2 separate regions of the Homo sapiens genome follow, and region 1 is linked to region 2. A link is an interaction called in ENCODE POLR2A ChIA-PET data of the cell type or tissue named here. Cell type or tissue: A673. All regions are shown on one strand. Links, peaks and the distances in the headings refer to the core of each region. The heading gives the core; the rest is flanking DNA. Region 1 overlaps TMEM135 (transmembrane protein 135). Region 2 overlaps FZD4-DT (FZD4 divergent transcript).

Region 1 (2,919 bases), core at 213-2,712, 150 kb before region 2:
TCACTTTTAAACTACATGTAAATATTTAATTACATTTTGAAAAAACTATTATAGAAGTAATCAACAGTGTCCAATAGGTCAAATACTTTACAATTTTAATAGAGCAGTGCAGATGAGAATATAGTTGAGGACTGAATGAGAAGATATAAATTGTATAAGTAAATGTGAAAAGTTTGACAATAAAGGTAAAGAAGGAGATTGACTTGTGGCTAGAATGAGAATCATAGTTGAGAGAAAATTGGTAACAGGATATTTTTAGGAGAGAAGATATTTAAACATGTTTTTACTGGCTAAGTAGAAGTCAGTGCTCAGTAAGGTGGAAGAAATTACAGATACAAGAAGGAAAATGGCTATGACTGAGAAAGATTCCTGTTTAAGACAATATTAAGAACATACATAGCAATCTGTTGTCTGTGTTAAAAGAAAGCAGGTGCAAATATAACTAAACTCTCTTCCTCTCCCTTTCCCTGACCCTCTCCCACTGTGTAAATTTTCCCCTTTTCTCTTCCCCTTCCCTCTCCCTCTCTGAATTAGAAGAATAAACCTCTGAGAATGACGAAGACACTAGCTTAAGGACAGGGGTGAGAGTATAGGAACACATAAGTAAATAGAACATAGAATTGCTAAGTAGTACTTAAGCCCAGCTAAAGTTGAAAAACACAGATCTTTGTTGTTGCAAATCCACACAGTTATGGCATTAGAAAAATAGAAAGATTCAGTTTAGAAGTTGTCAAGACAAAGTTAAGCAAGGCTATAGACTTAATTAGTAAAATACAGCATGTAATTTATACATAAGAGCTAAATTTTTTCTAACTTTTTTTAAATGAGAAATAAGAATCTCTGGAACTTTTCTCCACAGGCATACACACACACACACACACACACACACACACACAAAGGTATGGGGGGATTTGGTGCTAAGTTAGAAAATTTTTAAAACGTTTAAAGCAAACTGTTAAATTTTGTAAATTCAGCACAATATGAATTTAACTCCAACCCACAATTCATTGAAAGATTTATAACAGGCCAATAATGCGCAGAAGGATTATTCACATACTCAAACAAAAATTATAAATTTACTATGATAGATTTTTATTAAAGTATGTATAACTAAATGTTGAAAGGTCTAGTCTCAGAAATTTTTATTAAGAAATAAATTTCTCACCCATTATGTTCTTGTATTTATTCTATTATTAATGATACATATATTAAACTACATCTTCAATCTTCCTGTTTCTTTTTTAATTCTATTTAATCTAGTGATATGATTTTTAACAGTCCTCCTGTAGGTCAGGCTACTTACTTTATATATTTGAGGAGCAAAAGGGGAAAGGCAGAGGCAGCAAGCACTTAAAATAAAATATGCAATAATTTCTCAAAACCAGATCAAAGTACATTATTTCTCATGTCTCAAAACCCTAGGCAATCAGAGGATCAAATTCTTTTTCGGTACCTTCTCCAGTAGAAGAAGAATACCAAATTCAATCCTTTGTTCCCAACTTATTTATTTCATCAGCTCTTCCCACCAACATTTTTAAGGATATCTCATTCTAATAGCATTCTGCCAATTCAGCTAAGCTTCCTTTGTTTCTATGGGAAAGCACTGAAGTGTACAACTTTCTTTTGACCTCTGCTAAAGAGATTGCTTTTCATTTCCTTGTACCTAAAGAACTACTAACAAGGGTCAAAAATAATGAATTCAGAGCTAATTCTCAGCATTTGTAAATTTACCTATAGTAAATTCTTGATTGAAATGTCTCTTTCTTTTGAGTTTTTATTACATCTAAGATGATTAATACTAAAAACATTCATTCTATGTCAGTGACAGAGGGAAATAACTGTCTACAATGTCTTTGTTTAAAAATAAGTTAACAGCTATGTGTGGTGGCTCACGCCTGTAATCCCAGCACTTTGGGAGACTGAAGCGGGCAGATCTCAAGGTCAGGAGTTCAAGAGCAGCCTGGCCAACATAGTGAAACTCCATGTCTACTAAAAATATGAAAATTAGCTAGGCATGGTGGTGCGTGCCTGTAGTCCTGGCTACTCGGGAGGCTGAGGCAGGAGAATCACTTGAACCCAGGAGGTGGAGGTTGCAGTGAGCCAAGATTGTGCCACTGCACTCCAGCTTGGGCAACAAAGTAAGACTTTGTCTCAAAAAAATAATAAGTTAACAAGAGACTGTTTTTAAGAACAGTGCTAGACAAGAGACTTAAGAGACATAAAACCTAGATGTAATAAATGCAAACTTCTGGATTGGACTTTTGTGTGTGTGTTTTTGTGTATATGTGTGCAAATCAAAAAGATCTGTAAGGATGTATGCTGAGGTGATAACAGCAGTAATCTCTGGGTGATTTTCTTCTTTAGTTATTTTCTATGTTCTGCTATGCACACACATTGTTTGGTAATAATAAAAATAACAATAACAGTAAGCTAGGCACAGTGGCACATGCCTATAGTCCCAGCTATTCAGGAGGCTGAGGCAGGAGGATCCTTTGAGTCCAGGAGTTAAGAGGCCAGACTGGGCAATATTCAGAGACTCCTTCTCTTAAAAAAGAAGTAACAATTTTTGTTACACTAAAAGTTTTGTTTGTTTGTTTGTTGTTTTTTTGAGACAGTCTTGCTTTGTCACCCAGGCTGGAGTGTAGTGGCACGATCTCGGCTCATTGCAACCTTCGCCTGCCAGGTTCAAGCGATTCTTGTGCCTCAGCCTCCCGAGTAGCTGGGACTACAGGCACACGCCACCATGCCAGGCTAATTTTTGCATTTTTTAGTAGAGACGGGGTTTCGCCATGTTGGCCAGGCTGGCCTTGAACTCCTGACTTCAGGTGATCCCCCTGTCTCGGCTTCCCAGAGTGCTGGGATTACTGGTGTGAGGAGTATTATTATAATATATTTCAATCATTATCTTACAATACCTTT
Region 2 (2,919 bases), core at 114-2,613:
GGGAATGCAGTAGCATGGTCTCCGCTCACTTCAACTTTCGCCTCCCAGGTTCAAGCGATTCTCCTGCCTCAGCCTCCTGAGTAGCTGGGACTACAGGCGCCCGCCACCACGCCCAGCTAATTTTGGTATTTATAGTAGAGACAGGATTTCACTATGTTGGCCAGGCTGGTCTCGAACTCCTGACCTCGTGATCCACCCATCTCGGCCTCCCAAAGTGCTGGGATTACAGGCATGAGCCACTGAACCCAGCCACACCTCTCTAATTTTTTTTTTTTTTTTGAGACGGAGTCTCGCTCTGTCGACCAAGCTGGAGTGCAGTGGTGTAATCTCGGCTCACTGCAAGCTCCGCCTCCCGGGTTCATGCCATTCTCCTGCCTCAGCCTCCAGAGTAGCTGGGACTACAGGCGCCCACCACCTCGCCTGGCTAATTTTTTTGTATTTTTAGTAGAGACGGGGTTTCACCATGTGAGCCAGCATGGTCTTTGGGAGGTGGGCCTCCCAAAGTTATGGGATTACAGGCGTGAGCCACCGCGCCTGGCACACCTGGCTAATTTTTTTTTTTTTTTTTTCCTGAGACAGGGCCTTGCTCTGTCACCAGGCTGGAGTGCACTGGCGCGATCTTGGCTCACTGCAACCTCCGCCTCCTGGGTTCAAGTCATTCTCTTGCCTCAGCCTCTCGAGTAGCTGGGATTACAGGCGCCCACCACCACGCCTAGCTAATTTTTGTATTTTTAGTGGAGACGAGGTTTCACCATGTTGGCCAGGATGGTCTTGATCACCTAAACTCATGATCCGCCCGCCTCGGCCTCCCAAAATGCTGGGATTACAGGCGTGAGCCACCGCACCCAGCCACACCTGGCTAATTTTTGTATTTTTAGTAGAGACAGTTTTGCCATGTTGGCCAGGCTGGTCTCAAACTCCTGGCCTCATGTGATCCACCCATCTAAGCCTCCCAAAGTGCTGGTATTACAAGCATGGGCCACCGTGCCTGGCCTCTCTCAATTCTGCCTCTAATGTGGATGTGATATCTGGAGCTACTGTAGCCATCTTGCAATTATGAGACATGAACAAAGCTAAATGTTAACTTGCTAAGGATAGTAATGCAGACAGAGATTAGTTTTTCAATGTCGTCACTGAGAAGCTGCATCAATATCAGCACCACCTAGTGGACTACTCCCATAAATTTTAATCCACTGCAGTCAGATTTTCTGCATTTTCCAGCCAGATCTATCACCAAATAATTTTAATATATCACAGGCTTATTGTGAATATTCACTGAAGTTAATATACAAATCATGTGGCATATAGCAGATCCTCAATAAATGATGGTTCTCTTCACATCTCATTTCACAGAAAATTGCTATCATTCCCGTTATGGTGAGTATTAACATTTTGCACAAGCTCCTTTTAAGAATAAGTCCCCCAGCTGGGCCGGGCGCAGTGGCTGATACCTGCAATCCCAGCACTTTGGGAGGCTCATGGATCACAAGGTCAAGAGATTGAGACCATCCTGGACAACGTGGTGAAACCCTGTCTCTGCTAAAACTACAAAAATTAGCTGGGCATGGTGGTGCCTGTAGTCCCAGCTACTTGGGACACTGAGGCAGGAGAATTGCTTGAACCCGGGAGGTGGAGGATGCAGTGAGGCGAGAGTGCACCACTGCACTCCAGCCTGGCAACAGAGCGAGACTCCATCTAAAAAGAAAAAAACAAAGAGTAAGTCCCTCAGCTGGAATATTTTTTAAGGGTTATCTCTAGTTTCACTCTAATTTTAAGTTTATTTATTTATTTTATTATTATTATTATTATTTTGAGTCAGAGTGTCACACTGTGGCCCACCTAGAGTGCAGTGGCATGATCTCGGCTCACTGTAACCTCTGCCTCACAGGTTCAAGGGGTTCTCCTGCCTCAGCCTCCCAAGTAGCTGGGATTACAGGCGCATGGCACCCCACCTGGCTATTTTTTTTTTTTTTTCCGAGACAGAGTCTTGCTCTGTTGCCCAAGCTGGAATGCAGTGGCCTGATCTCGGCTCACTGCAAACTTCGCCTCCTGCGTTCAAGCGATTCTCCTGCCTCAGCCTCCCAAGTAGCTGGGATTACAGGCCTGCGCCACCATGCCCAGCTAATTTTTGTATTTTTAGTAGAGACGGGGTTTCACCACGTTGGCCAGGCTGGTCTCGAACTCCTGACCTTGTAATCCGCCTGCCTTGGCCTCCCAAAGTGTTGGGATTACAGGTGTGAGCCACCACACCTGGCCTGATTTTAAGTTTCTAAGACCTCAGAAAGACTAGGAAAGGGAAGGAATAGAAATAATTCTAGTTTAGCAGGAGCCTGAGTATGAAAAGATCAGAGGTGATCGTCAAGCAAATTGGAGATAACACACTCTCTCTAGTAACTACTAATGAAAGTCTCCTTCTGCATTCCCTTTCTGGGTTGCTTGCCATGGTTTCTCATGCCTGCCTAAGACTGACTTCAGGCGTGAAGATAAATGTATGTATGTATATGTACTTACTAATGCAAAAAAGGATTATACCATTAAATCAACTACTGTCAAATTACCACATTTCATCACATATAGGCTATAATTATGGCAAGTCTAAGCTAATCTTTTTTTCCTGCTTCCCACAATAATCTAGCTTCGTCTACTTCCCTACTACTTATATACTAATATATACTTATATACTAATGTATATGCCAACATATACATAATAAACTGAATTTTTGAAGGGATATTTTCATGAACATATTATAGAAATAACCATTTGGGGGCCACTTTAATTAGCCTCAGTAAGATTTAAGCTACCTATTGCAAAAAAAAATTATATTGTGTGTCTGGAAAATGTTTTTAAAATTCACCTAATGTTTGAACTATTGATTCATTAGTTCTCTAAGAAGAATATTTTCTCTTCATGTAAATTGG

Evidence for each region. ChIA-PET counts read pairs that join two places held together with the same protein. Peaks named below come from ENCODE experiments on the same cell type or tissue, not always from the same donor. Only the 100,000 strongest peaks of a DNase experiment are listed, where the experiment ranks them.
Region 1: POLR2A ChIA-PET joins it to region 2 with 5 read pairs; 4 of 35 experiments call an interaction of 5 or more read pairs at or near these places.

Annotation. Positions count from the first base shown.
Region 1 is chr11:87,147,010-87,149,928 of GRCh38, reverse strand. The region is part of intron 4 of TMEM135 (transmembrane protein 135); the gene reads right to left. Among named protein-coding and RNA genes, the nearest start is that of TMEM135, 110 kb to the right of the region's middle. In A673, for the core only: no CTCF peak of the experiment used is centred there; a DNase peak (open chromatin) is centred at 1,608; H3K27ac peaks cover 1,614 bases.
Region 2 is chr11:86,993,749-86,996,667 of GRCh38, reverse strand. All of the region lies in intron 2 of FZD4-DT (FZD4 divergent transcript), which reads right to left. Among named protein-coding and RNA genes, the nearest start is that of FZD4-DT, 40 kb to the right of the region's middle. In A673, for the core only: a CTCF peak has its summit at 1,175 (motif pointing left); DNase peaks (open chromatin) are centred at 1,137 and 2,507.